Linked DNA regions of Homo sapiens: region 1 is linked to region 2. The links are chromatin loops, found by intact Hi-C in ENCODE. Cell type or tissue: PC-3. All regions are shown on one strand. Each heading gives the region's core, and the rest is flanking DNA. Links, peaks and the distances in the headings are about the cores only.

Region 1 (2,920 bases), core at 255-2,754, 120 kb before region 2:
CTGTCCGGCACCCACTGTCTGACAAGCCCCAGTGAGAGGAACCCGGTACCTCAGTTGGAAATGCAGAAATCACCCATCTTCTGCGTCGCTCACGTTGGGAGCTGTAGATTGGAGCTGTTCCTATTTGGCCATCTTGGAACCGCCCTAGATATTTAACTCAACTGTAAATTTGTGTGTGACACAAGGAGAAGAAGGAATCCAATTTGTCCTAAACCATTCTGATATTCACAAAATTCTACATGCACTCACCCATCTGTTTCGGAGTTCTATGTTTACATTCAATTCCATTGATATATATGGTTGTATATGGTATTTTATAAATATCTATTTATTAAAAATAAGTATCATGTATTTTTAACATTCTTGTGGCTTTCTAGTATGTCTTAAAATCTAGTTGGGCTATTACTCTCTTTGCTCCTCTTTCTAAATAGGACGTTGGCTCTTTATTCTGGTTCCTTTATTCTGTAATATAATTTTTATTGCAGATGTTAATTTGTTCAGTATCCTTTGGGAATTACTTTTAATTTTTATAGTAACTTGGAAAGAATTGACTTACTAAAAATGTTAGTCAGGCCAAGCATGGTGGCTCATGCCTATAATCTTAGCTACTCTGGAAGCTGGTGTGGGAGGATCACTTGAGCCCAGGACTTCAAGACCAGCCTGGGAAACATAGTGAGACATGGTATCTCCAAAATTTTTCTTAAAATTAGCCAACCATGGTGGCACATGCCTGTAGTCCCAGCTACTTAGGAGGCTGAGGTGGGAGGATTGCTTGAGCCCATGAGTTTGAGGCTTCAGTGAGCCATGAGCTTGCCACTGCACTCTGGTATATCATTCATAAACATGGTATACCTTCCTATTATTCAGGTCTCTTTATATACACTTTAATAAAACATTTTAATCATCTGCACAAAGTTATCCTTGCTGCTATTCAGTCCTTCTCTTGGGCTCTTTATATCAAGTCTTGTATTTTTTATGCCCATCATCTCCAGTCGGTTCCCTGTGAAAGATTGCTTATTCTTGCATCATGCCTCTGACATTGCCCCTTAATTCTTTAGGATATGTATTATGCATATATTAAGTTTATATTCTATTCTGGCCCAATCATTGTCTTCTCTATGCCATGTTATTTTTTCCTGAGGGCTATATTCCCCTGGGAGTATTTGCTGCCTTGGCTGGTAATTTGTATGTGGTCAGGGAAGCAAAAGCACAAGCCATTGAGCATGTCCCTTGCTCTTATTTGAGGAGTGAGTAATGCACCAAAGAGCAGGCTTCCTCTGGTACTGTTACCTGGATTCAACCACTCCCTGTTTATAACCCCCATCACCCAACCAAGTAATGCTGCTTTTCAGGAAACTTCCCTGCATTTTCACATTAGGCACTTTTTTTTGGCCAGGGAGAACTTTGGGGCAGGTCTTTGGCCTACTCCTGATATATCTGCCCCCCATGGCACCAGGCATCCAAAGATTCTCTGCGGCCCCACAGCCTCCAGTGTGCCCCAAACTGGCATTGCTGCATAAATGCTCTGCATGGACAAGAGTGTAGGAGGCAATGAACTTCCTAAAGCCATGTAGGAGAGGGAAGGGCCCTCCTTAAAACATGATACCCTGTGTATGCCATGGTGCTCAGCTCTCTTCTAAGTTTAAGATGTTTTTCCCATATAAATGGAACCCAAAGGCCTAGTAGTGTCTCTCTTTTCCTGTGTCCTTGGAGCCTTCAACCTTCTTCCTGTCTATGTAGCACATCCAGGAATGGATTCAGGGGAATCAGCATAGTTTATGTTCACTCTTCTTACAGTCCAGTGTACTTATACACACACAAACACTCACACAAACACACACACACGTATATAAATTTTTCTATTGTTTGCTTTACGGTTTACAGCCAGAGTTCTCAGAACAATGTAAATAATAGTCTTTGTTCCTAGAATAAACCCTATTTGACCACAGAATATAATTGAAAAACATATTTATTTGGTTTCCTAGTATTTTACTTAAAGTTTCTCTTTGTATTTAGAAAGGAAATTGGTTTGTAGAATGTGGATGTTTCTATATTTCTGTTCACATTCTCTTCACCGGGTTCCAGCAAGGGAATAGTATAGGTTTGAAAAAAGATGAATTGGATCTATGCTATGGGACAGATTATGTATTATAGAATTTATGTGTTCCTTAACATTTTGGAGAAACTTGCCCATAAAAAACCAGTCCAGCCATTCCTTTGCAGATAATTATTTAAAAATCATTTTCCATATTTTCTTTGATGTTTAAGCTAATCAGCTATTCTTTCATTTTTAAATTAATTTTAGCAATTTACATTTTCCTAGAGAGGTTATTTTTTAAGGCCAAATATTCAAGTATATGAGTGAAGGTTCTCAAATCATTTGCATTTGTGGTTATACCACCTTTCTTATTCTAAATTTTGTTTTAGTGGGATATTTTCTTTTCCTATTGATTAGACTAAGTAAATTTTTCTATTTTAACATTTTTTTCAATAAACTAGTTCTTTGATTTATCTATTTTATGATTTTTCGGTATCTCTCCTGATTTCTTAGGCCTTCCTTTGTTTTTCTTTTTATAATTTTTTAGTTGCTTCTTGCTTCATCAATATGCACTATTTCCTTTGTAACAATGAACTCTTTAATGGCTTTGAAGTTACTCTTAAATACAACTATGATTGTATCTCTTAAAGTTTTTACACTTATTATTTTCATAACTATTTTTTAATACCCTGAAACAGAAGAGGATGTGTGTGTGCATGCATACATGCTAATGAGAGGTGAGGATTAATTTCCAGTTGTTTAGGTGTTTTAATGTTTGCCTTTGGGTTATTAAATGATTCCACAGTTCTGTGCTAATAGAATGTGGCTTGTTTAATCATCTATTCTGAGGAACTCATTGAGAATTCCTTTGTGGTTTCTCAT
Region 2 (2,920 bases), core at 158-2,657:
AACATGCAGTATTTTTTTGGTTTTCTGTTCCTGTGTTAGTTTGCTAAGGACAATGGCCTCCAGCTCCATCCATATCCCTGCAAAGGACATGATCTTGTTGTTTTATGGCTGCTTAGTATTCCATGGTGTATATGTACCCCAGATTTGGGGTACATATATTTTCTTTATCCAGTCTACCATTGATGGGCATTTAGGTTGAATCTATGCCTTTGCTATACAGCATGTTTTCTTTGTGTCTCATTGCATCATCTCTTTACCTCGAGATATTTTCTCCTTATAACACTGAGGCCAAGTCTTCCTTCAACCTACTGCATTCAGTATGTCTGAAAGGAGAACTCTGAGACATACATGCATATTTTCTGTAATTTTTAAAATGTTTTATTGTAATAGTCTTGGTCCTTTTATCCTGTGGTAGGCAGAATAACAACTCCCCAAAGATGCCCGGGTCCTAACCTCCAAAACTTGGAATATGTTACTTTATATGACAAAAGGAATTTTGTAGATGTGATTAAGTTAAAGATTTTGTGACCAGTAGATTATCTGGATTATCAGGGTGAGCCCAGTGTAATCACAGAGATTCTTAGAAGAGGGAGACAGGAGGGCCAGCGTCAGAGAAGGAGATGTGATGATGGAAGCCGGGGTCAGAGAGAGAGAGAGATTTGAAGATGCTATGCTCCTGGCCTTGAAGGTGAAGGAAGGAGCTGTGAGCCAAGGAATATAGGTGATGACCTCTAGAGCTGGAAAAGACAAGGAAACAGACTCTCTCTTAGAGCCTCTAGAAAGAATGCAGCCCTGCCAGCACCTTGTTCTTAGGACTTCTGAACCCTAGAACTGTAAGATAATAAATTTGTGTTGTTATAAGCCACCAAATTTGGGGTAATTTATTGTAGCAACAACAGGAAACTAATCCAGAGTTTACACAAAAGGGACTTTGCAGATGTGATGAAGGTTATGGACTCTGGGATAGGGAGATACCCTAGATTGTCTAGGTGGACCAAATCTAATCACTTGAGCCCTTAAGAACAGAGAAATGTATCTGGCTAGAGTCAGGGAGATGCAGCAGAAGAGGACAGATGAAAAATGAGGTAAAAGTGTAAGTCAAAGAGAGATAAAGTATGAGAAAGACTCAGCCTACCATTAATGGATGTGAAGATGGAGAAAGGGGACCACAAGCCAGAGGATGAGGGTGGCCTCTAGAAGCTGGAAACAGGCATCTCAGTCCTCCAGCCACAGGGAGCTGAACGCAGCAACATCCTAAATGAGCCTAAAATTAAATAATCCCCTATAGAAAAAGCAAAGAAAGGAAGGAATAGAGCCCTTTTGACTCCGTGATTTTGGCCTTATAAAACCCAGAGCAGAGAAAACCAGCCAAGTCCGCTAGACCTACAAAACTGTGATATAATAAATGGTGTTGTTTAAGGCTTCTAAATTTGTGGTGATTTGTTACAACAGTAATAGCAAATGAATAAACATCTCAAGTTACAAAAATCAAACTCAAACTTAAAGGGTCTATTTTACTCCTATAATAAAGAGTCTGATAGAGGTCAGTTCTTGGGTTGATAATTCAGTGGCTTGATCCTCTGGTCAGAGAACCAAATTCTTCCACATTTCTGCTAAGCTATCCTTGAAATGATAGCTACGTCCCCTAGTGGTCACAGATGGCTGCAGCCACTCCAGGAATCCTTCCAGACAAAGAAAGATTTTCTTCCTAAGGCATCTCTTTTAATAGGGGGGAAGAAAAAAAAAACTTTCCCAGAGTTTCCCTAGCAGGTATTTCATCTTGCTTCATTGGCTGGAACTAAGTTCTATGTAAACCACTAAGAATCACTAACAAGGAGGACAGAAACAGGACTTGGATCAATTAAATTTACCTAAGTCACATAGGATAGGGATGGGCAACAGAATGAAAGGCAGGACTCTGCTTCGTGGGAAAACGACAGAAATGACCATGAGTACCAATCATCAGTGTTTGCCTCAAGGTTTTAGTTATCCTAGAACAGTGAGTGATTGATGCAGAACTAAGGTTGCCCAGCTGAAATGGTGAGTGAATTAGTCTGGCTCCAGCTCAGTTTCCACAAAATTCAAAAACCAATGTAGAGGACATGGATGTGTGATCAGGAGTCTAAAATATCAAAGATGGAACACTGAATGTTAACATTTAACTCCAAAGCAAGGACCTCCAAGCCATTAAAGAGTCTAGGCTCTGGAGAATGAGATTGGGAGGAAATTGAGTAAGGCATTCGAATCCAGAAGACCGTAAACTGCCTGTGTCCCATACTAGGAAAGCAAAGTTTCTGAGAGATGCTGAGGAGCTGGCCATAGCTGAGCTACATGGTTAGGTATGTGCTGGGCTGGCTAGAGATGGGATGCTGTGTATGTGAGGTGCCTCTGCTCTGCATATGCTGCACTTACCTTGGTGTTGGGACATCCAGCTTACCACTGCTGCATACATGATGCTCATGTCAACAAGCTGGCTGGTCAGGTCAGGATTTATCAGTATGGGAAGAAAATTTGTCCAGCTTTCAGGAAGTCTCTTTATGTTAGAGAGAGGGAGGAAGGATGGAGAGAGAATGGGTGGCAGGAGAAAAAAACAGGACAGATAAAGATGGGAAGGGAAAGGAGGAAAGTCAAGGGTAGGGGAGAGGAGAAGAGGAAAGGGAAGGGAAGAGAAGGGAGGGGAAAGGAGAATAGAAAGAATTGTTTTAAATAAATCTGATCACCTTATTCCTCCAATTAAAACCTTTTAACACCTGTTTGCCCTTTTCCCATGCTGCAGAGCCCTGATTTTGTTCTGTTGTCCACCTATATCTTAAATGACTCAGGCAATGCTAACTGAATTGATCCCATTCTCCTTGTCGGTGATGACTTTAGTGGTTTGCTTGTGGCCCAATTCTAGTCCATGAGACAGATCAGAAGGTCA

What was found. A loop is a pair of places that touch in the nucleus more often than their neighbours do. Peaks named below come from ENCODE experiments on the same cell type or tissue, not always from the same donor. Only the 100,000 strongest peaks of a DNase experiment are listed, where the experiment ranks them.
Region 1: a loop joins it to region 2, with 5 times the contacts of the local background. A loop is called at or near these places in 4 of 110 quality-filtered maps.

Annotation. Positions count from the first base shown.
Region 1 is chr3:36,415,618-36,418,537 of GRCh38, forward strand. All of the region lies in intron 1 of STAC (SH3 and cysteine rich domain), which reads left to right. The region is part of intron 2 of LOC124906227 (a long non-coding RNA gene); the gene reads right to left. Among named protein-coding and RNA genes, the nearest start is that of STAC, 37 kb to the left of the region's middle. In PC-3, for the core only: no CTCF peak of the experiment used is centred there; a DNase peak (open chromatin) is centred at 1,234; H3K4me3 peaks cover 413 bases; H3K27ac peaks cover 1,982 bases.
Region 2 is chr3:36,539,445-36,542,364 of GRCh38, forward strand. All of the region lies in intron 10 of STAC (SH3 and cysteine rich domain), which reads left to right. Among named protein-coding and RNA genes, the nearest start is that of STAC, 160 kb to the left of the region's middle. In PC-3, for the core only: CTCF peaks have their summits at 1,656 (motif pointing left) and 1,875; a DNase peak (open chromatin) is centred at 1,647.